Linked DNA regions of Mus musculus: all the other regions are linked to region 3. A link is a loop called in an ENCODE intact Hi-C map of the cell type or tissue named here. Cell type or tissue: left cerebral cortex. All regions are shown on one strand.

Region 1 (8,000 bases), 400 kb before region 3:
ATGGAATTTTGTAGAAGTTGCTTGCCTATAGTCACATAAGCATCTCTTGGCAGAGCAGAGACTGCAACAAAATCCTTCCACTATCAAAAGGCCAGGCTTGATCCTCTACCTTGCAGTACCCTATAAAAAGATAAATGACAACAAAAAAATAGCTTTAAAAAATCCACAAGTGGGGCTTTTAAAAGAAATGTAGACTTTTGACCAGAGCAGGATTTCCCTCGTGCATGTGTTTTGTCTTTGAAATCTAGCTTTAAAGATGTGAGTGTGTTTGTATGCTGCAGGGAGGAGCATAGTAGAAGAGAAGTAAGTGGGCACTGTGTAAGCCCACAGGACACTGTGGCAGCTCTTCCACTTCTATGAAGATGGGAAAAGACTGTTGTAACTTTGCTTCTCCCCCACAGCCCCACCAGCTTTCCCTCCCTTGTGCCAGTATCTTGTACCATACAGCCAAACAAATTCCCAGCTCTTGGCCCTCTGCCTACATTTTTGGGGACTCTCTCAAGCTTGACATTAAAGAATAGATGATTATGGTTAAGTGATAACTTCTATGTAATTAAACCTTTTCTAGAGAAAACAAAACCACAACAAAACCAAAACAAATTTCTGGTCTTACTGCAGACTGAAATATGCATGGGTGTGTTGGAGACTGTAGTGTTTACAGTTCCTTTCTGTCTCCCTTTCTTCCCCCTTCAGAAAAACTCTCTCTCTCTCTCTCCCTCCCTCTCCCTCTCCCTTTCCCTCTTCCTCTGTCTCTCTCCCTCTCCTTCTGTCTCTCTCTCCCTTTGTCTCTCCCTCTGTCTCTATCTCTCTGTCTCTTCCTCTGCTTTTTTTCTTTCTTATTTGAACCATTGTCAAGGAAATCTTTTCTCATGCCATTTACCCCCAGGCAGTTGTTTGAGGAGGTCCATAAATTTTTAAATTTGATTGTTTACAAACTGCCATGATTTTATAAGTGGTGTTTATCCTCCCTGTTATTTATTTATTTATTTATTTATTTATTTATTTATTCACTACAGATTTTATTCCCTGCTCCATCCTCCAACTGTTCCACATCCCATACCTCCTCCCACCCCCTGTCTTGCTCTTTACTAAAGAAGTTCATTTGTCTGTTGCTTGTGAATAGCCCCAAAACATCCACTGAGCCCTCAGTATTCACTGATGCTTTAAGAAATCAGAGGTCAATGTGAACAGATGTGCCAAGAAGGCAGGAAGCTGTGGTCTTCACAACTAGTGTTGATAGACTCAAGAGCAGAGCTACAGCAGTCTCAAACAGGGGTACAGCAATGGGTTCAGGTGATATTTGAGTAAAGCTAAGTACTACAGGTAAGTTTAGCAAGAAGAGAAGAAAATGGAAGGGCTACAGCCATGTCTTAGTAGTTGAGAGTGCTTGCTGCTCATCCAGAAGACCACAGTTTGATTTCCCACATCCACTTCAGGAAGCTCACAACAACCAGTAACTCCAACTCCAGAGAAGATAATGCCTTCTTCTGGCCTTTGCAGGCATCTATATGCACTTGGCAGACACATATACACATATGTTTTTTTTTTTTAAAAAAGGAGAAGTAAGTGCAGTTGGTAATATGTGCAGATTGTCAAAACCAAGCAAACTTGGAGAAAAAAGCAGGGGTCACAGAGAAGCTTTTAGGCAAGGATTATCCCAGACTGCACATTAGGTCATACCCTGGCACTGGCAGAGCCAGATTTCCTATGACTGGATATGTAAGAAGATGGCAGTCAGAGAACAGGCACCAGCAAGACCAGAACTCAGAATCAGACAAGGACCTGGAACAGCCAAAGGAGATGTCCAGAGGCTCTTACATTTTTCTTCAGAGCCTTGCCTATCTCAGCTTGCAAAAAATAACATAAAAATTCATCTATCTCTTTTTCTGGATCCAGGGGAAGGGTGAGAAAAGCCCCTGAGATCTTTTCAGGCCTAGAACAGTGCTGTAAGCAATTGTGGGAAAACCAAGCAAAGAGTGGTAAACCACATCTGCCAGGCATCTGTGGCACCACACATGGTGTTATTATCTGTTCTCCATTTAGACTCTGATCCTTTGATCTCTGCTCACAGTGGAGGGAAGCAAAGCGCCTCTTCTGGAAAGCCACAATGGAAAGGGACGATCCACTCACAGCCCATCTGCAACTTTTATTTTTGTTTATAGAATAATGCATGTGAGTATGTAGTGTATGTGTGTGGGAAGGTGAATGTACACATATGTGTAGAGACCAGAGGTTGAGAGTCTTCCACTATTTTCCACCACCTTATCACTTGAGACAGGGCTCAAACCCAGAGATCACTGGTTGGCTAAGTTCATTAGCCAGGGAGCCCTGGCAATTTTCCTGTCTCTCCTGTGACCTTGTTCACTTTCTACCTGAGTGCTGGGGAATCTAAACTCAGGTCTTCATACTTCTGCAATGGGCACATTACCAGCTGAGCCATCCCAGAGACTGATGAACTTTTCTTTAAGGAGTCTTTTGGAGACTGGGAACACAGCAAGCATGTGGCTACTGGAAATAGAGCATCCAGTGCTCACTTGGCATTGCAACATTGAGTTGTCCCTTAAAATAGAGCAGAACATGATGTGTCTCCAGAAAAGTACAACTGCCTACAACTTGCTTGACTTTAACAGTGATGTCTTGCTAGAGGGGTTCAATTTTAAGAAGTGGCAGCTACAATTCAAAGAAGGCATTGATGGATGTCTGTGGAGAGGCTTGGCCAGCTGTAGCCCAGATGGTGAGAAAGGCTTTGTCTATAGAAAGCCATAAAGATCCAGGCAAATGGAAGACATTTGTGTTGGCATGGAGATGAATGGTTTGAGAAGACTAGCAGGGGAAAGGAGAAATGATGGTTATATTCTTCAAGCATCTGCTTATTTTATAGAGTCATTAATTAGCACTGAAAATGCAAAGTGAGTCATTGCCTTGTGTGTGTGTGTTGCATGTGTGTGTTGTGTATGTAGGTTTGTGTGTACAGAGACTTTATATTAAGATGTTATTCTCTATCATTCTCCACATAGTTCCCTTGACACAGGGTTTCTCTCTGACCTAATCATTTATGTAGCAATACCGAGCTAGCCCTTCTGCTGTCTCTACCATCTACAGCACTGTGTAGCCATGTGGCCACACCTAGCTTATATACAGGGGTGCTAGGATCAGAACTCATGTCTTCATGCTTGTAAGCAAGTGCTTATACTTACTGAGCCAAGTCACCAGCCCCCCAAAATTAACCATGAATTTTTTTTTTCTACTGGATGGGACAGAGAGAAAGAGAGGGAAAACAACAGCAACCATCAAAACAGTTTTTCTCTGTGTTCCCTACATCCTTTATTGTAACCTGAAGATGGCATCCTTCTCATACTGATCATCAGTGTGCTTGGGGATCAGCTTTGAAGTAACCACATGACTAAGTTGGCCAAGGGTGACTTCTTTTCCTCTCTTCAAAACCGAATTTCAAAGCCTGCCATGAAAGAAATATTTGTAAGCTGACTTTCCTCTCTGAAACTGTTTCATTTGATTGTGCATATCTTAGCCCTCTATGATTGAATATCCTCTATGATGGAGAATACTTTCAGGTAGGATGGGAAGGGACCAGAAAAACAAACCCAGTGTCTCCAGACTGATACGTCTCAGAATTCCCTGGCTGTACATTCACTGCCTTAATCTCTGCCTCCACCATCAGAAAATTGCAACATCTCAGATGCAAGATGTGCCAGGGAGGACCATCTCAGATTTACTATAATGGGAAACTTGTTGCTGCTTAAAATTCAAATGCCAAGATGTTTATCTGCCAGAATACCCTTTTTCTTTTTCTTTTTTCTTTTTTATTAGATATTTACTTTATTTACATTTCAAATGTTGTCCCCTTTCCTGCTTTCCCCTCCAAAAACCCCCTATTACCCCCCCCCCTGTTCACCAACCCACTCACACCTGCTTCCTGGACCTGGCATTCCCCTACAATGGGGCATAGAACCTTCACAGGACCAAGGGCTTCTCCTCCCATTGATGACCAACTAGGCCATCCTCTGCTACATGCAGCTGGAGCCATGAGTCACTCCATGTATACTCTTTGGCTGGTGATTTAGTCCCTGGGAACTCTGGGGGATACTGGTTAGTTCATATTGTTGTTCCTTCTATGGGGCTGCAAGCCCCTTCAGCTCCTTGGGTCTTTTCTCTAGTTCCTTCATTGGGGACCCTATGCTCAGTCCAATGGTAGGCTGCGAGGATCCACCTCTGTATTTTTCAGGCACTGGTGAAGCCTCTCAGGAGACAGCTATATCAGGCTTCTGTCAGTTAGCACTTGTTGGCATCTACAAAAGTGTCTGGGTTTGGTGACTGTATATAGGATGGATCCCCACGTGGGGCAGTCTCTGGATGGTCATTCCTTCAGTCTCTGCTTCACACTTTGTCTCTGTAACTCCTTCCATGGGTATTTTGTTCTTCCTTCTAAGAAGGATCAAATACCCTTTTATTAGTGGACTGTTCCCTCAGACTCTGTTCCATCTTCATCCCTGCACATCTTGTAGGCAAGACAAATTTTGAGTTGAAGGTTTTTTGTGGGTGGATTGATGTCCTGTTTCCTCCTCTGGAAGTCCTGCCTGAGTATGGGAGGTGGACACTTTCATCTCTATGTCCCCCTCTTGTAGAGTCATCCCCCATAGACTTTTCATATACTCTCCCATTCCAGACCTCCAGCTAATCCCAGGGGTGCTGGAAATCATCCAGTAAACTTGGTGGATATCATCTATTTCCATTCTTCCTCCCAGTTCTCTTCTCTCCCTTCTCTCCCTACATCTGAACACCATCCCCATCCCCTCCTCACCCCATCTCCTACACAGTTTCTTCTCTCCATCAACTAGGTGACTATTTAGTGTTACCTTCTGAATGATAGTCATACATCCTCCCCGTGGGAACTCATTACCTGGTTATTTTGGGTCTGTGGGTTTGTAGTACAGCTACACATTCTCTTTATCTCTTTGTCAGTTGAGGGATCTCTAGGTTGTTTCCAGTTTCTGGCTATTATGAATAAAACTGCTATGAACGTAAGTGAATTTTTAATTCACATAATTCCCATTTGTCACATTTGGGTGTTATTTACTGTGTAAATCAAATCATTTCCAGAAAGTTCTTGTCTATACCTATATCTTGAAATTCTTCCCACTAATAGTTTCAAATTTTCATGACTTTGATCCATTTTGTGTTGATTTTTATTCTACAAAGGGGCTTTTAAAAATACAATAGCTTTAGAGAGTAGCTGCAGACTTTGGAGGGAGTTGTTTGCTGAGAAGAATCACCAAATGTGAAATATGTTGTCCACTATCTATTGCTTCATAGTAAGCTAGCGTGCTTTTGCAGTCTTAAACAACAAAGCTGCACTAATCAATTCTAGAGGTCTGAAGCTGAGAGGCACTCTCTGCCCTGATGTTCTTCCTCAACAGGATAGGACATATTTTGAGGTGTTTTAATACCAACTGCAAGAATGATACCACCTTTTTTTGTATCTTCAGAGATAGGAAAGGGGACCACTTGTATTTCACTTTGCAGAGTTAGGAAAGTCAAAGATTGAAGCCACTTGATTAATGGTTATGGCTTAGTTCAAGGAGGACTTTTATAGCCAGAGTTTTGATACTTATTTAGAAATAAAGGAGAAGAAGAGATGCTTCAGAGGGGTACTTTGTGCAGCGGACTGTGGATAATAGAGAATGTTACAGCTGACCAAAGTACAGGGAACAAGTGTCTGCCTAATGTTCAGTCATAAATGGGACATCTATGTTGCACCATCTTGCCCAAGACTCAGAGACCATCAAGGAAGAGGGAGTGGTAAGATTGTAAGAGCCAGAGGAAGAAACAGTATCTTCTGGGCATGACAAGGACTGCATATTTCAGGAACTCACAGTGCCTGTGGCTACCTGCACATGACCCACACAAGATCAAGCTAGTCATCACGTCAGCATGAAGTAGGGAGAGCCACGTGAGCCCCACTCATAGCTGAGGAGCTACTGACAGTTGATGGCTGCTAGGGGAAGGAGGCTCAGTTTTCTTTAGGGGTGTGATCCCTGGCAGGTTGACACTATATAGTGTCCCAGAAATACACCCCAAGACATTTGGGGGACAGTGTCACTTGAAGTAGCAAGTAGTTAGAAGACTAGAATGCTCTTTGCATGGGTTTAATAGGAATGTTAACATCATCCCTGCTTGGGTGATACTAGTGCACATCCATATCTGCCCACTATCTGCAGCTGACTTGCTGGGTCATCTTCACCAAGTGTGAGCTGAGCCTTTACTGTCTCACCTGCACATGTTGCGAAAACACTGTGTGGATATAAACTTCAAAGGCTTACACACATAAAGTTCAGCATAGTATTAGCTAGAACATTAGACTTAGAACTTAGCATTATCCACAAATAAACCCTCACACCCTTCTCTATGCTGTTTGTGAGTGCAGAGTCTTGGGATGATCCTTTCTCTGCTGGTTAATAAGAGCTTAACAGGAATTCAGATTAATTTTTTAAAATTAATTTTTGAGAATATTATACATGCATTCAACATATTTGACCATATTCCCTTACCCATCTCCCCTCTTTCCTTTCTCTTCTCTTCTTTCCCCTCTCCAGTTTCTGCCCCCCACTTCGTCTGAATGCCTCCTATGTGTTTCGCTCAATTTCATGCCTTCTTGTTTTCATATAACCCACAGAATCCAATGAAGGCATGCTGCACATAAAGACATGACTATGGAGCCATCCCCTGGAACTTGGTCAACTGGCCAGGACCACACCCTTAAAAAAACTGAGCCTCCTTCCCCTAGCAGCCATCAACTGTCAGTAGCTCCTCAGCTATGAGTGGGGCTCACGTGGCTTTCCCTGCTTCATGCTGACGTGATGACTAGCTCGATCTTGTGTGGGTCATGTGCAGGTAGCCACAGGCACTGTGAGTTCCCGAGATATGCAGTCCTTGTTATATCCAGAAGACACTTTCTTCCTCAATCTCTGGCTCTTATAAACCTCTCTCTTCCTTGGTAGTCTCTGAGTCTTGGGTAAGATGGTGCAACAGAGGTGTCCAATTTATGACTGAATATTTGGCAGACACTTGTTCCCTGTACTTTGGTCAGATGTAACGTTCTCTATTATCCACAGTCCACTGCACAAAAATCTTCTCTGATGTAGGTTGAGAGGATTTCACATTCTGATGGCTTATTGTGTCAGAGACATAGGTTGTATGGAAAACCGTGTTCTGTTTTACATAGTGCTTTATGTTTATTGGCTATTTTTGTTCTTTTAAGAGCCATGTGTCTATTCCAACTAGCCCATAAATAAACCAAATTGGTACAAGTCAAGTTATGTTTTAAACTCATATAAATTGAGTATTTCCAGGGAAACTATGTTAACTTTATCATTTCTACTTCTAAAGAAAGGGCTGCTCCAATTCATTTGGCTCAGATCTGTGACATAATATGATTATATAGTGGCTAATACATAAAGACTGTGTCACAGAGCAATAGGTGAGAGGGGGCAATGTTACAAACCTCATAGTTTTGAACAGTCAACTGCTTTACTGAAGTTTGAGGTCTGAGACTGCAGAGCCCCACAGGTCACACAGAACATGTAGCTTGTATATTGTATACTTTTCTAAATGGTTGACTCTTGTGTCTTGTGATGATGAAGAGACGTTTCTTATTTGGTAATTTAAAGTTTAGTTTTTACATGATTTTAAACTTTGCTTAAATCTATTGTTTCTGTGGATTATTTCTTTTTCTTCTCTTCATTACCATAACTCTAAGGATACTCACGCCAGGATGACACCTGGCCAAATATCACCTTTGATCTGATGATACAGGTTCAATCTTCTTTCACCTTCTCTTTATCTCTTCTCCCCTTTGTTCCCTCACTTCCTCTTTTCTTTCCCTTCCTTCTTTCCTCCTTGCTTCCTCGTTTTTCTCTTTTTCTTCCTCCTTCCCTTCCTCTCCCTTGCCTTCCCTTTCTTTTTTTCCATTTCTTCTTTTCTTT
Region 2 (8,000 bases), 90 kb before region 3:
TGCTTCCCATTCCCCGCAAATAAATTGTGCCTTTGTCCCCATAAGAAATGAGTGGTCCTATGACATTAGATTCTAATAGACAAATCTTTCTCAAAAAGTCAAAGAACAGAAGGATGCATAGTTTTGTGCCTTCCACAGTCTTTGAAGAATTTTAAAAACAGCTGTCCTGATTAGTTTTAACAACTTGAAACAACTTAGAAATGCTTAGAAACAGCTTAGAAATTGAGAAGCTGTTATAAACAAATTGGCCTATGTACATGTTTATTGGAGAGTATCTTGACTGCTAACTGATATAAGAGACTCCAGCCCATTGTGAGCAGAACCATTCCTTAGGCAGGTTGCCCTGAAGCCAAAAAGAAAAAGAAAAAAGAAAAAGCTATCTGAAGATAAGCATGCTAGCCAGCAAACAAAGTATTACACAGCTACTGCTATACTTTGACTGTGAAGTACATTCTGTTATTAAAGGTATTGCTACATGGAATAACAAGTTGGCCTGCTATCAAGACTCTACCTTGACTTTCTCAGTGATGGACAGTGACCTAGAATCATTAGCTGAACAAACCCTTCCCTCCATTAAGTTGCTTTTGGTTGGGATGTTTTATAACAGGAAGAAAAATGAAACTAGGACAAGCCATATGGATTCTTACTACTTCATAAGCAAATTAAAATATGTTAGTTTAAAAAGGGAAAAGGGAAATATCGTTTATGGCTAGATAATGGTGCTTCTGGAAGCTATGTGTTATAAAAAAAAAATTCAGTGCCAGGTGGTATACCTCCTTAGAATCTGTTTCTCAGAGAGCCACTGCCCACCCTCCAAAAATAAATAGTACAGATTTATCATTCTTCTTCATAGTCTACTAGATGATAAGATTATATTGCTAAAGACATTTTACACTTTTGTTATAAGATATTTTAAAAAATCAGGCAGGAATTGAGCTGTGTAGTTCTCCACAGTCTCTAGTTTTCATGTTGACAAAATGGTGGTACACAAGTTGCTGAGGGTGGGGGGGAGTGATCAACAGACTTACTCAACTTTGAACTCTATGAACTACGATACTAAGCACCAGGAAAAATGACCTCCCCCCAGTGCAATAGCAGTACAACTGTTGTGGTGGGTAACCAACTGTTCTTGGAAAGCCACTGGCAACCCCCAAAACTACAGATTTATCATTCTTCTACATAGTCCACTCCAAAGGAAAGAAATCAAGCCTGGTACGTAAACTTTGTCAAAAATCCAGGGCTTGACGGGGCTAGAGTCTCATAATCCTATTGACATTGAAACTGTCTTCTAAATATTTACAATTATACACATAGACAAATACTACACCCAGCCATAGAGAAGCTTCCTTTTGCCACAAATTGTACTAAGTGCAGAGACTTAATGTCTGTTCAAGGTACTGAGGATAAGTGACAGTTGAGTGCTCTGCCCTGAATAGAACATTTATATTACCTTCCCTCTCAAAAGCTCATAGGACATCATGGAAAAATAAGAAGGACAACATAAACACCAGAGGGTCTGGAGAAAGGATATGAAGTACTATCCTCTTGGCACGACACAGCCATTCCAATCATGACCCTATAGGAGATAGAGCTGTCTGCACTAGTCCTGCACAAGACTGGACCTGTAATCAAATAGTCATAGATTGAGGAAAGCCTCATGGAACCCTACCTATCCCTTCTGAACTATTGGCTAGTGATGGATTCTGCAGCATGGGCAGTTATTGTCTTCAGTTGTATACCTAACAGGGAGTCCATCAGCTTCCACTGGATAATCCCACACTTGTGCTTACACAGATAACCCTGGTTAAACTCAGTGGATCGCAAAACACAGTGAAACATATCATTATGGTAAATGGGGGTAGTAGAAAGGAAGGAGAGTTGAGAAGGGTAAAAGGGAGACTAGAAGTAGTGGGTATAAGAGTAATCAGAATGCATGTGTGAAATTATCAAAGAACAAACAATAAAAAATAATTTGGAGAGTAAAGAAATGTGAACACTTTTACATGGGTCCACATGAGTGATTTGCGAGTACTTAATTAGAAAGTCTCTAATAACTCCCGCTGGGACCATGGTACTCAGAAGAATGTCCATTCTATTTCAATGCTCACATGCAAATTCCCTTTGCTAATTTTCATATTAAGTTTGAGATTCATAAAACAGTGCCCATGGCAATATTGGGATAGGAAGGGAAGTCACAAAGATGTGACTCCCAAGATCTGTCCTTCCAAGGTGAAGGCTAAAGAGATAACATTGAAGCCAGCCATGGCAAATCTTCATAAGGCCTTCACTTATGAACACAATGTTTCTCTCTACCATCTACATTGAGGTTTTAATGGTGTGCATTCATGGTTGGACACTGAAGAATTTAGGTAAGGTCACTGAACTGTCAGAGTGTGACATACCATAGGTTGTGCAGAATAACAATTGTGAATAATGTAGTTAAGGTGCTGCAGAAATAACTAAGAAGTCAGGCGTGCCTTCAGGAGAAGGAGCAACAGACACGGGCTCAGCATAGAAAAGAGAAGGAAGGATTTCCTAGGGAAACAATTAGTTGGAAAAAAAAGGCATGTTTAGTTCCAGTTTAGGATTTAGGATGATCCTTTGGGATCATGAAACCTTTCTCTACAAAATAATTGCCTCCTTTCAAGACCCCCAAATTCTCTTTTAAAACTGGGAACATTTCAGAGGCAAATTTATATGCATACTTTGCCCATGGCTGACTGAGTCTCCTTGACTTAATCCATAAACAGAAATATTCTGAAGCACAAAGATCCAGCAACCAAACTTTTGTTCCATTTGACCAGTTCCCACAAATCTGTTCAAACAAAAAGAACAAGTTGGCTCAAAGAGAGAGAAGCATTTTACATTTCGCCAGTGTCTTTATCCTTCCTTGTTAGGAAAAGAGGATTATATGTTATAAAAAATGGGGAAAAAAAAAGGAAAGATCCAAGTTAATTGGGAGCCTATGGCCTCCTGGAGACTTTACAAACATTACCATATTTATTCTTTACACAGCTTCATGAAGTAAATGTTATGCTTTCCCAGATTTACAAAGGAAACTGGAAGAACCTAAAGGATTCATTCCAAGTAAGAACAAGAAGGAGGAAGAAACAGAATTCCAAACCAGTTATGTCCTGTTTTTAAGTCCTTAACTTTGTCCTGTAATTAATATAATCAAGAAGCCCAGTAAAACATGGTTTTCTCGAGATCAGAAAACTACTTTGCAATCTGCATCAGGAGAAAACATCTTTATCTTTTGTCTTTGATACCAAGACAGAAAAATGAGCAAAATACGTTTCTTAAAGACCGGGCCTGCAGCTCAATGGTAGAGTACTTGACTTGAGTGCTTGAGGACCTAGGTTCAATGACTGGAGAGATAAGACAGGTAAACACAAGTTGTTTATCTACGTAATTTTTCAAGGTCATTGGTTTCCAAAGCTTGCCTAAGCATGCTTCTTAACTGGACACTGGCCAGAAACTATATATCTGTATGATGGTGGCAGGTAATTACATCAAATTCAGATGCTAAGTGTAAATATATCTCTCCACTCTTAGTAAATGTTTGTCCTGTTGTCACCATTGAGGGCCTCCTCCTTGGACATTGTTGAGGAATTGAAAGTCAAAGATAACTTTACAGCTCACTTGTTAAGTGACTTTCTGCATATCAAGAATTATTGTCTTTCTATACTTTATCTTTAAAGCTAGAATAGTCCTGACTGACCTGGTCAGTCCCAACTGATCTGAGAAAATACAGCAAAGGAAAATTCCTCTCAATCATAATAAAAGAATAGACAAGCTATCAAGGAATATGTGGTAGCTGTCATTATGTCCACCTATGGTAGAGTGAATGCCAGAAATTATAAATTCAAACTTGAACAGACATTATTTGATATTTCTTCACTGGAAGGGAAAAGAAGGAAATTTACCTTACCAATTGTCAACATTACTCCAGTGATAATAGGTTTGGGGGTTCTGAGAAAAAGGGAGCATTGTCCTTCAGACAAGAGAACTACTCATACTTTAGCAGAGCAGTGTGGTAGAGGTCTGAGTGAGAAGCTTCAGTCCTGCCAGACAAAGAAAGATGTCTGATCTTAAAGGTTTCTTTTGCAAGATTTCACTTTATTTTTTTTAACTCTGTGTATATGTGGAGGCAGTCTGTGCTCACATGAGTGCAGGTGCTTGGAGAGTCCAGAACAGGACATCAGATCTCTGGAGCTGGAGTTACTGGGAGTTGTGAGCTGTCTGTCCTAGATACTAGAAACTAAACTTGGGTCCTCTGCAATGCAGCAAATGCTCTTAGTCTCCAAGTCATCTCTCCAAATCCTGACTGTGGTGGTTTCAATATGTTTCACCCAGGGAACGGAACTATTAGAAGGTATGGCCTTGTTGGAGAAAATGTGTCACTGTAGGGGTGGACTTTAATACCCTCCTCCTGGCAGCCTGCAGAGGATGCCAATCTTTTTCCTGATTGTCTACCAACAAAACCATAGAACCATGAGAACCCATAGAATTCACCAGAGCCATGCCTGCCTGGATGCTGCTATGCTTCCTGCCATAATGATAATGGACTGAACTTCAGAACCAGTAAGCCAGCCCCAATCAATTGGCATCCTTTATAAGAGTTGCCTTGGTCATAGAGTCTCCTTAGAGCAATAGGAACCTAAACTAAGACACTGACCTTAAGGGTTTCTTCAGGAAAAAAATCATGCAATTAAAGAATCGGATCTACTTAATATATGAATGAAACTGTCTCTACTGACATTCTTTGTCATCTTTTTATTGTTGTTGTTTAAATGCCATCATTTACCCCCAAACTGTGAGAATCTATAAAATGAAAAATTAAACGTAAATGGTATCATTTGTGTGACGTAGCATGTAAGAGGTGAAAGACAGGTGATGGACTCAAATTCCATTGTGACAGGAGACAAGAATGGTAAAATTCACCCTTGGAAGTGCTTGGGAAAAGTTAGGAAGGAGTTCCTTACATAAATCAGTTTTAGATTTGTGAGTCCTGAAATTAATAGGAGGTGGGAAGTAGTAAAAGACTGAGGGATGAAGATCAGGGAGAAATTTGTCCTATTTCTACTTTGCCACTGACTTTCTATATTACCTTGGAGTTTTTATTTTCTTTCATTGTGCTGAATTTGGTATCACCAAAGTGAGATAATAAAATCTATCCCTTGAGCCTCAGAATGATATTAAGAAACACTATTTAAACCTGTGGTGGTTCCAAAAATAATAACCTCTATCCATGTGGATCCATATTATGTTATTAGAGAGTGGCAATTCATTTCAGTGGCTGCAAGACAGACAGACAGACAGAGCACACATATATGAGAGTACATACATGACACTGGCAAGGTATGGAAGTCAGAGAGCAACTTGTAAGAGTTTGTTCTCTCCTTCCACCATGTAAGTTCTGAGAAATGAACTCAGGTCTTCAGACTTGGCAGAATATGCCTTTACATGCTGAGCCGACTCATTGAACCCTTAGTGGCTTTTAAAGTTTAGAAACCAAATGTAGTAAAATTTGGCTATTTGGATTTTCAGAGCTAAATGTAGCCTAGAAGTTTGGCTCATAAGGCTCTCTAGAGTTTCTAGAGGTAAGTTGTAGCAGAATTCACAAGTCCCCACTAAGTACAATATGAGAACAAGTGGCCTAGTCTAAAGAACAAGTTGTGCTACTAATAGAGCTGTTCAAGTGATCAAGTGCTTTTCCTAGATAACAGCAAGTTCCTAAAGAACATGCTACAATTACATACCTGTGCATGTTCTGTCTCTATGGGATGCAAATCGTACTTTATTGCTTCAATAATACTAGTATTTCCTTCAAAGGTGTAGTCAGAGGAGGAAGTAACATTCAATGGAGCTGGGAAATCACACTAAGGTGACTGAATTTATTTTTTGTGGCCTTACCCAGTCTCAAGAACTGAGCTTACTCTTATTTTTCTTTTTATCTATTGTTTATATAACAACGGTGTTGGTAAATGTCACCATCATGGTCACTGTGACCTGGGAGTCCCGCCTCCACACGCCCATGTACTTCCTGCTTCGAAACCTCTCTGTGTTGGACATTTGCTTCTCCTCCATTACTGTTCCAAAGGTCTTAGTGGACCTTCTCTCAAGAAGAAAGACCATCTCTTTCAATGGCTGCTTCACTCAGATCTTTTTCTTCCATCTGCTTGGTGGGGCAGACATTTTTTCTCTCTCTGTGATGGCATTTGATCGATACATGGCCATCTTCAGGCCTCTGCACTATGTGACCATCATGAGTAGAGGGCGGTGCACAGCCCTCATCGCAGCCTCCTGGGTTGGAGGCTTTGTCCACTCAATTGTGCAGATCTTCCTCTTGCTCCCACTTCCTTTCTGTGGACCCAATGTTGTTGATAGTTTTTACTGTGATGTCCCACAGGTCCTCAAACTCGCCTGCACTGACACCTTTGTTCTCGAGCTCCTGATGATCTCAAACAATGGCCTGATCACTACGCTATGGTTTGTTCTTCTCCTTGTATCCTACACAGTCATCTTGACAATGCTGAGGTCACACACAGGAGAGGGCAGGAAGAAAGCCATCTCCACCTGCACCTCCCACATCACTGTGGTCACCCTGCACTTTGTGCCCTGCATCTATGTCTATGCCAGGCCCTTCACTGCCCTCCCCATGGACAGAGCTGTCTCAATCACCCTAAATATAATTGTTCCTGTCCTGAACCCAATGATCTACACCCTCAGGAACCAGGAGATGAAATCAGCCATGAAGAGACTCCGGAAAAGACTCATACTTTCTGAGGTAGAATAGCTTCATTACTTACTGTGGAAAAGGGAAACATCTAATTGAGTCTTTTCATGTTGGGACTCAGGTATGAATAATTAACTATAGTAATATGATGTGCATATGAAGAATATGATACATAAAATTGTTTGTAAACATAGACATCAGTAGAAAGTTAAGCAAGAAGAATATAACCTTTGAAGAGAGACTAACAGAAAGCAAAGAATAAACATGAACTATAATAGAAGCACCTGAGTTGCCTATCAATGGTCTGTAGAACGGGGTTTTGATTTTGAGACATACAAGGGTCATCAGAGTCATCTGTCTCAAAATTATAGGTCTCTAGCACCTATATCTCCATTTATTAGCCATTATTCTATGACTTGGGGGTCTTCTATGAATTGAACAGTTAGTGATTTCTTCCTTTCTTTTTAAATCAACAAATGCTTGTTATAAATGGTTTTAAAAGATTCCCTGCTGTTGTGCATTCTCTATGACTCTGTCAAAAGTAACTGTGCACTTGACTTACAGTCTGCCTTTGTAAAACCTTTATATATAAATAAATAAAGAGCAAGAATCTTAAACTAGTTGCCTTACACTTAACATCCAACTTGTACATAATTGATTTGAGTGTTTGAAAAATAAAAATTTATATCTGACACAATAAATAAATATTTTTGTTATGGTTATGTATACTGTTTTGCAGCTTCCTTTACTGTGGTATGTTAAAATACAATAAAGTTGTCAAATTAACACATCTAATTCCCCTTTATAGTTTCAATGTCTATATAGAACCCTGTCCATTTATTCATAGTAAATCTCACTTGAATCCAGGATGAGAGAAACAAAGACATGTAAAAATTGATTCCAAACTCAAATCAGTCTTATCCTTTTCCAATTTTGAGGATTGGGGTTGATTGTTTTTTTTTTTTGACACTGGGTATCATTTGTAGTGCAGGGTGGCCTAGAACTTGCTACAGGACCCAAGCTGTCTTCAAACTCACAGCCTCTCAGGATTATGGGTATCAAAAAAAAAAAAATTCACAAACTTTGTTAGAACCTGTGTACACAATATTGTGATTACAACAGGGACAAGTAGTATTTGCAGAAACATCTTCATTTCAACTTCCGATCTCTCTGTGTGAGTACAGAGAGCTCTGGAGACTAAACTCCCAGTAATCCTATACAGAAGAGCAAAATCATTTCCTACGTCCTCCTGAAATAAAGG
Region 3 (8,000 bases):
TGAAGATCGTAGTGCCCGGTACGTTAGTTTGTGCATTCGTTACTTTGTGCTAACAAGGTGCCTGGCGAGGACAGTTTGAGGAAGGAATGGTCCGTTTTGGTTTGCAGTGCAAGAGTAGATTTCCATCTGGTAGGGCAGGCATGGTGGCGGGAGCCTGAGGAGAGCAGCCACGATGCATCTGAAGTCGGGACACAGAGAGTGGTTGATGTCAGCGCTTGGCTGACTTTCTCCTTTTTATTCAGCTTGGGACCCCAGCTAGGTGTATTCTCTCCCCTCAATTAACCTGTTATTAACACCCTCAATTAGTTCCCTCATACAGGTGTTTCCATGATGATTCTAAATCCCATCAAACTGATGATCGAAATCAATCATTAGAGTTCACTCTGTGCCATTGTGACAGGATGCCTCAGCCTTAGATAATTTACAGTGAACAAAAATGTATTGGGCTCGTATTGTACAGACTGGGATGCCCAAGATCCAGGTGTCCCATCTGGTGTCATGACTAGCTGTTTCAAACCCCTTTATAACCAATATTACTGTGTTCACTTATGGCCTAAGCATCTCCCAGTAGACCCCCATATAGGAAGTGCTATTGCACTAGGAACCGATTTTCAAACACGTGGACTTTAGGGATGCATTAAAACTGCAACCAGAAAAGAACAAAAGCAAAGCAAAAATATATGGTGGCCGTGGGGACCAAGTCTAAGGGTGCTTTCAGGGGGTGGGAGATGAAGAACTGTGTGACGCCTACATTTTGAGAAGTTATTCTGGTTGTTTGTCAAGTATTGAATGAAGTAGGACAAGACCAGATATGGAGGCACTACTCAAGTCCAAGCATGAGATAGCAGACGCCTTCCAGGAATGAGAAGTGCTCAATGAATCTGCTGCTTACAAAAGTGCTTACAGCTCTGGCAATGGTCTGGGTGATGCAAATAAAGAAAAAAGATCAATGTGTTTGTAGCCAAGCTACGGAGTTTCTCCAGAAGACGACTCTGATGCTCATTTTGGACAGTTTATGCTGATTTGGATTATGTCCACCCCAAAGTCGTATGTTGAAATCACAACTGAACCCCAAATTGAGATTTTATTGAAAAAGAGGGCCTTTAGAAAGGTGTCCAAGTTAAGGTGTAGTCACTAAAATGCACTCTGACCCATTATAATTGGTTCTCTTATCAAAAGGGTAGTTGGGACACAGAAACACACGTAAAGGAAAGACAATGTTACCTGACATTGTCATTGTTCATTGTCTTGTGTAGAGAGACATATTGTGGAGGTATCAAGGCTTTCCTGTCCTGCCTAGGAGAGGCAATCTCCCAGCAGACTTCCTGGTCCTTTGACCTTTACAAGATTTCTCTCTCCTGTTCTTTGATGTTCCTTGAACTTCAGGTGTGAGAGCTGTGTTGGAGCCGTATCCACTGGGGCTGGGGTCCCTACGGTTAATTACTGTATTTGACCAGTTGTGGTTTTCTGTAAGGGTCTCCATCTGCTGCAAAGAGAAGCATCTTTGACAAGGGTGAAAACTCTATGGTTATAGAGACAGGTGTTTAGAATTGGTTAGGAATTATGCTGGCCTAGTAAAATGGTATCGTTAGATTCCCCTCTAAAATCTAAGATCTTACTAGTCTCAGGTAGGAAAAATCTGATGGGGTTCTAGCCCTAGACAGAAAAACTACAGGCTGCTTATGACTACTGAGAAAAAGAGAAAGAGGCTCCCTGTATTTGCTTATCCAGTGACAAAGCAGTCACTCCCAAAATGGTATACAAACAACAGCAAACATACTCAGTGTTGTATTTATATATATATATATATGCGTAAATCTGTGTGTGTGTGTGTGTGTGTGTGTGAGAGAGAGAGAGAGAGAGAGAGAGAGAGAGAGAGAGAGAGAGAGAGAGAGATTTCATGAAAAGGAAAGAAAAAGTGTAAGTATAAAGAAGAAAGAGAATCCAAAGAAATGAGCCCACCGCACCTATATCTGACATATTTGGCAGTTAGCAGTTTCCAAAAAAATGTCTACAAGGGAAAACAGACCAAAATAGTCCTCAAACTGTGTCAAGTGTGCCTGCCAGAGTATTAGCAAAGATGTTAAGTCTGCTGACTCGGTGGAGAGTCAGTTCACCAAACCCTCCTGAGAATCATACAAGAGGTTATCCCCCACGTTTGCAGAGAGGAAAACAGGGACAGGACACATAGGTAACTCCCTCAAGGGTCACACCCAGACTCTAGCTAGGAACTCTGCCCCGGCCATACACTCAGAGAAGCTGACCAGCCAAGTGCTGAGATACGTGGCTGGTTGTGATTCATCTGTCCACCCACCCCAAGGGTTCAGGGACCTTCTCTGAAGAGGAAGCAGGAAGAACACATGATGTAGGCTTCTGCACGTGACAGTCACTGCGCACTCACTCACGAACGCTGCAGTTTTACCAAAGTAGGCGATTGCCTGCGTGAACTGCACTAAGACCCTCCCCACCCCAATCCCAGCACGGAGACCCTCCCCACCCCAGCCCCGCCACGGAGACCCTCCCCACCCCAGCCCCGCCACGGAGACCCTCCCCACCCCAGCCCCGCCACGGAGACCCTCCCCACCCCAGCCCCGCCACGGAGACCCTCCCCACCCCAATCCCACCACGGAGACCCTCCCCACCCCAGGGAGAACAGGCTTTGCAAACACGTTTCCCAACTTTGTTATTTGTCTTCTGATATTCAGTGCCAATACAGAAATTGAAAGTTTTTACGCCGTTAAATTCGCCATCCTTTTAGTTATCATTTACCGGCTTTTAAATTTTCTGCTTGGAAAAATCTGTTCTTATTTTGAAATTACGCTCTAAAAATTGTGCTGTTTGTTCCTGATGACCACGTAACAAAACACTTCTAATGTTTAAATCTTCGGTCCATGTGAAATTTCTGCTACTAAGTGCACCGTAAGGGGACGCACTTGTGAAGAACAATAATGAGATACTTCTAGGAGTCACAAAAGAAACTTCTGACTATTAAAAATGAAAGGGAGGATTTTTAATCTCTTCCCTTGCGCCTGACAATAATTTCTCAATATGTACTTGTATATCAATAAGATCAATATGAGGCTTGTAATTAATCAGCACTGATAGTAGCAACTTTTTAATTATTTTAAAGCAGAGATTGTAGGCGTGCTTCATCAGGCAATGGAAGCAACTTTTAAAAGTGGCCCAAGGCGAATCAGACACCCAAGACCTACTATTTGAAAGCCACGCAGGCACCAGGAGACACAATCCCCTCACCGGCACATCCCAGAAGAGGCCACAAGGGGGCAGTCACACCGGCAGCGGACCGGCAATAGCTCGCGCACAAAATCCAAATTCTCCGGGGAGGGGAGGGGGGGGGGGGAATTACACTGAAATAGCTTTAATAACGAAAGAAAAGTTACACTGGTTCCACTGGGGCTCGAACCCAGGACCTTCTGCGTGTAAAGCAGACGTGATAACCGCTACACTATGGAACCACGTGCCACAATGGTCTTCTCAGATTGGATAATGAAAATAGAAAACTTTGATTAAAAACTAGTCTGGTAACAACGAAAAGTTTGTAATCTGCCCTTAAAGAAGTATTTCAAAATAAACACAGATTTTTCTAAACGCCGAAAACAAACGGGTGCTTTCAAAAGGAGACTTCAAAGTACCGTTTAGATGCGTCAGAAACAAAATTAGATAACCTAGACAGGCTACAGCAATAACTACCTGAAAAAAATTAACTAGCACACCACGTGGTTCCACTGGGGCTCGAACCCAGGACCTTCTGCGTGTAAAGCAGACGTGATAACCGCTACACTATGGAACCGGGCGGAGGAGTCGCATGCCATATCAACTAACTACATGTAGAACTGTGGTGACGCTGGGACTTGGAATCAAGATGTTTTTGTACCTTGCGCAGAGAACTTCCAACAGGACCTGGGGTTTCTAGTGGCGCCGCTCCGCTCGCTCCCGGCTGCTCGCTTCCGGCTGCACACTCCACGGTTAATGGAGGAAGAGAGAGCTCGTCCCCCCGAGTCGACGCTCCTGCTCTGATGTAGACAGTACGGAGACAGAAACACACCTGGCTCTGTGGCGCAATGGATAGCGCATTGGACTTCTAGACAAATGGAGGCATTCAAAGGTTGTGGGTTCGAGTCCCACCAGAGTCGCTTTTATTTTAATAAGAGAGTTATAACGCAAGAACAAAAGACCGGAGTTAGGAAGAAGGAAAAGTGTACCGAAGTCCATGAGTATTAAAACATCCTGCCTGACATGCCCATTAAAATAAAAAAGGAAAGTTATCGCCGTCGTTTCAAGTGTCCGTCACCATAGAAGAATCAGTAATCTTGGTACTACCACCAGCGAGCTTTCTCAGTCACTTTCCAGCGTCAATCACATTGCTATTGTATGCGGAAATGAAGTAATGAGCGAGGTATAATCAGGGTTACGAACCTCCCTCCCCTGTGACTTTGTTTTTCATTGTTTTGTTTTATATGAGTAAAAAATATTATTTTACGGTTCTTTGAAAACTTTTAAATCTTGCAGTATTGCTCCAGTTGCTGGTAAATAAAATCTAGCTCTTTCAGGTACCAGAATGGCCGAGTGGTTAAGGCGTTGGACTTAAGATCCAATGGATTTATATCCGCGTGGGTTCGAACCCCACTTCTGGTAAATGTGTTTTTCCTTTTATATTCTCCTAGCACCTATGACGTTAGGACCCAAACAAAGAGCCGAGGACACGAGGTAGAGAAAAACACGACACAACAGCTTTACGTTCCAGACCCAGCCACATGCCGAGTGTCTTTCTGAAAGCTAGAAAACTGGCGTGCGGCGAGTTTAAAAATTAAAATGTATAAGGAAAATATTTTAAAAGGAAAAAATAAAAAACAGGGTCTTTAACTGTAAGGTGTGACAGAAGAGAGAAACTGCAGAAAAATAAACAGGACGCTCAATCATCTGAAGGTGTTTTAGATAGGCTGCGGTGAGCACAAAGACAGGGCAGACTGAATATCCCCCCCAACCCTTCAGCGGCTAACCAAACATCTCTGCGGGCCATCTGTTAGGATCAATCCAGACTTGGGCAAACCACGGGGCATTCGAAAGTAGGATGGGGAGCGGCTAAACGGAATGCAGCTCGGGTTGCGTCTCTACAGGTAGCAAGAGTGGCCTCGTTGCCCTGGAGCCTGACACTCTGGTCTGCGCTGGGGACAGCCGGCACGGATCTGCCCGCTCTGCTTCACCCTGCGCGGACTCCACATCCTTTGTGAATCACACTCTCTCCCACTGGGCGTGGCGGTCAGTCCAGAGGTTCGAAGGGCAACACGCATGAGGCTCCTGATTCCTCTGAAACTGACCGCCTGGCCAGGCAGCCCCTCTCCAGGAGTCACGGTGTTAGCATTCTCAATTGAACTCGACAGCAGATGTTTAGGGTCCCATAAGTTCTTTGTAAGAAGTGCCTAACTCGTTTGCGGTTATCTAATACCTGCGATCGTCCCTCAGAGCGCGACTGGGGGCTAGGGAAGGCGGTCGGTTCGACCCTACACAGGACCAAGCCTCACAAGCTTGCCGAGATCCTGAACTCAGTGTACGCTCAAGAAATGTCGAATGCAAACCTCAGTTCAAGCTATACACCCACAAGGCGCTCTAGCGTGCCAAACAAACAAAAAACCCGGAATCAGAAAAAAAAAAAAAAAAAAAAAAATGTCTCCAACAGCTCAGGAGGCCTGACCATAGGGTACAAAATATGGGGCGTTCCTCTCGTGAAATGCACAAAATAGAAACCTCCAGTAACTGTAATCTTTATAGGCTACATATGATGAGAGAGGAGAAAGATATACTTGATTTCACCATAACTGCTTATCGTGATTTTTTTTTTTTTTTTTTTTTTTTTAGTAGTAAAGACTAAAGGTTTTCAACTACTTGGAAAGAATTAGGACTCTAGGCCTAATTTTAACTGTGGATAGACTTTGAAGAAAGGACTCGCTAAGAGCCCGGATAGCTCAGTCGGTAGAGCATCAGACTTTTAATCTGAGGGTCCAGGGTTCAAGTCCCTGTTCGGGCGGAAGTTGTTTTAGGCTCCTGTATTTCCGGTATGACTAAATAAGTGAAAGACCTTCAATATAGACCCAACCTACCCTTATTTGAAGGGGGCAATTTATAAGAATGAGTACAGACGTCATGCGGCTGGGTTTTGCTTGGAAAGTGGTTGTTACATGACATTGTGTGAGATTTTTGTATTCAAAACATCTGTAGGTATACAACCAGAAAACACTGTACATCAGTAGTCTCGAAGAATGTCTCCTGATGCCTCTTATTAAAGGCGAAGCTTGGGAACTAGGCTACTAAATCTGTATTTCAAATGAAGACACAGAATGTATAGTCTCCACTTAGGACTACGTTCTTAGCCAGATTTCCTGTGCTCTCTGATGGGCCCCGACTTAGCAAGAGACTTGGCTGTGTAGGCAAATACTTCCAGGACTAGCTTCAAACCTGTCATTGAAACTTGAAAGCTTAGCAAAGGGACAACATAAGGTGGCGATTGGGGGAACAGACCCAAGAGGTCAGCTGGTGCAGCAGGCATGTGTTGTATGGGCATATCTCCCGAGCCAAGTTGCCACCATCTTCGTGAGTTCAACTATATCTCATCACAGCTGAACTTGCTGACTGTTGTTCTCCTAGAAAAGGAGGCAGGGATCTTTGAATTTCCAATCACCCCACCCCATCGGTTATATACAACTCTGCGAATGACTTCAGAAAGAAGATAGAGCATACAGCTGGAAGAGATTAGTGGAACGGGCTCCACATTACAGGGCCATTGAGGAGCCAGGCTGGGTTCCAAGCAATGCGACTGCTTTGGGGGTCACCCATGCTCCTGCCCATAACCCTCATCCAAGATCTCTAAATAACCCTAATAAGTTCATTGGTTCCCTGGGGTGAACTTTGATGCAATCGGTTTTTGGTTTGCCATAATACTCTGTCGACGTGTCAGCTTCCACCGTGTAAGATTTTGAGCCATGTATCCCAGCTAGGATCCTATGTTTCTTTGCCTCTCTTTCCAAAGAGAATCTTTGTGTCTTCACAAGGATGGCTATTGTACTGGGAAGGAAATAACAAAAGACAGAAATAACAAAATAAAACTTTGCTGAAACCCGGGATCGAACCAGGGACCTTTAGATCTTCAGTCTAACGCTCTCCCAACTGAGCTATTTCAGCACAGATAATAAGCCCCCGTCCCCACTCTAAAGCAAATTTAAAGTTAAAAAAAATTCAGGTCACTTCACCTCCAATTTTTGAATTTTTAATTTTATTTTTAAAGGTGTACTATTTTTAGTTCTGCAATTTTAAGAACAGTAACAAAATTAATTCCTGTCAGGTCAAGGTGTGTCCTGGGTTACCTTCGTTTAGTTTCTACCCTTTCTCTACCCTTATCCAGGGTCCCAAAGAGTACCTAGTGTGTATAGCTTGGTCTCACGGTCCCATTCATCCCTCAACGTGTGCTGGAAGGTCGACTTGCTCATAATTCTTTTTCTTTTTTTTTTTCTTTTTTTAATTTTAAACTCCAGATTTTATTCTTTTCCCGGCCCACTTCCCATACCTCCTCCCCGCTCCCCTGTCTCCATGAGGATGTCCTCACCCCCACCCCCGCCACCCCCACCTCCACCCCACCAGACCTCTAAACTCCCTGGGGCCTCCAGTCTCCTGAGGGTTAGGTGCATCTTCTCTGACTAAGCCCAGACCCAGCAGTCCTCTACTGTATATGTGGTGGAGGCCTCATATCAGCTGGTATATGCTGCCTGGTTGGTGGTCCAGTATCTGAGAGATCTCAGGGGTCCAGGTTTATTGAAACTGCTGGTCCTCCTACCGGGTCGCCCTCCTCCTCAGCTTCGTCCATCTTTCTCCTGATTCAACCACAGGGGGGCAGCAGCTTCTGTCCATTGGTTGGGTGCAAATATTTGCATCTGATTCTTTCAGCTGCTTGTTGGGTCTTTCGCAAGGCTTTCATGCTAGGTCCCGTT

What was found. A loop is a pair of places that touch in the nucleus more often than their neighbours do. Peaks named below come from ENCODE experiments on the same cell type or tissue, not always from the same donor. Only the 100,000 strongest peaks of a DNase experiment are listed, where the experiment ranks them.
Region 1: a loop joins it to region 3, with 3 times the contacts of the local background. A loop is called at or near these places in 5 of 42 quality-filtered maps.
Region 2: it touches region 3 in a loop (2.5-fold over the local background); 4 of 42 quality-filtered maps call a loop at or near these places.

The regions. Positions count from the first base shown.
Region 1 is chr19:12,408,482-12,416,481 of GRCm38, reverse strand. No RefSeq gene overlaps it. Among named protein-coding and RNA genes, the nearest start is that of Olfr1441, 9.8 kb to the left of the region's middle. In left cerebral cortex, a CTCF peak has its summit at 3,315 (motif pointing right); DNase peaks (open chromatin) are centred at 2,550, 3,409, 3,638, 4,041 and 2 more places.
Region 2 is chr19:12,097,501-12,105,500 of GRCm38, reverse strand. Olfr1427 (olfactory receptor 1427) reads left to right here and starts at 5,864. Exons shown (of 1, transcript NM_146679.1): 1 at 5,864-6,799. The coding sequence starts at 5,864. The coding sequence ends at 6,799. In left cerebral cortex, no CTCF peak of the experiment used is centred here; DNase peaks (open chromatin) are centred at 463, 771 and 4,231; H3K27ac peaks cover 1,396 bases.
Region 3 is chr19:12,007,742-12,015,741 of GRCm38, reverse strand. It overlaps n-TFgaa2 (a tRNA gene), which reads right to left and starts at 7,197; the gene lies at 7,125-7,197. n-TKctt30 (a tRNA gene) reads left to right here and starts at 5,974; the gene lies at 5,974-6,046. It overlaps n-TLtaa4 (a tRNA gene), which reads left to right and starts at 4,574; the gene lies at 4,574-4,656. n-TRtct1 (a tRNA gene) reads left to right here and starts at 4,069; the gene lies at 4,069-4,154. It also overlaps n-TVtac1, n-TVtac2 and Gm31151. In left cerebral cortex, CTCF peaks have their summits at 3,247 (motif pointing right) and 7,900 (motif pointing right); DNase peaks (open chromatin) are centred at 6,027, 6,491, 7,001, 7,914 and 6 more places; H3K4me3 peaks cover 3,775 bases; H3K27ac peaks cover 3,065 bases.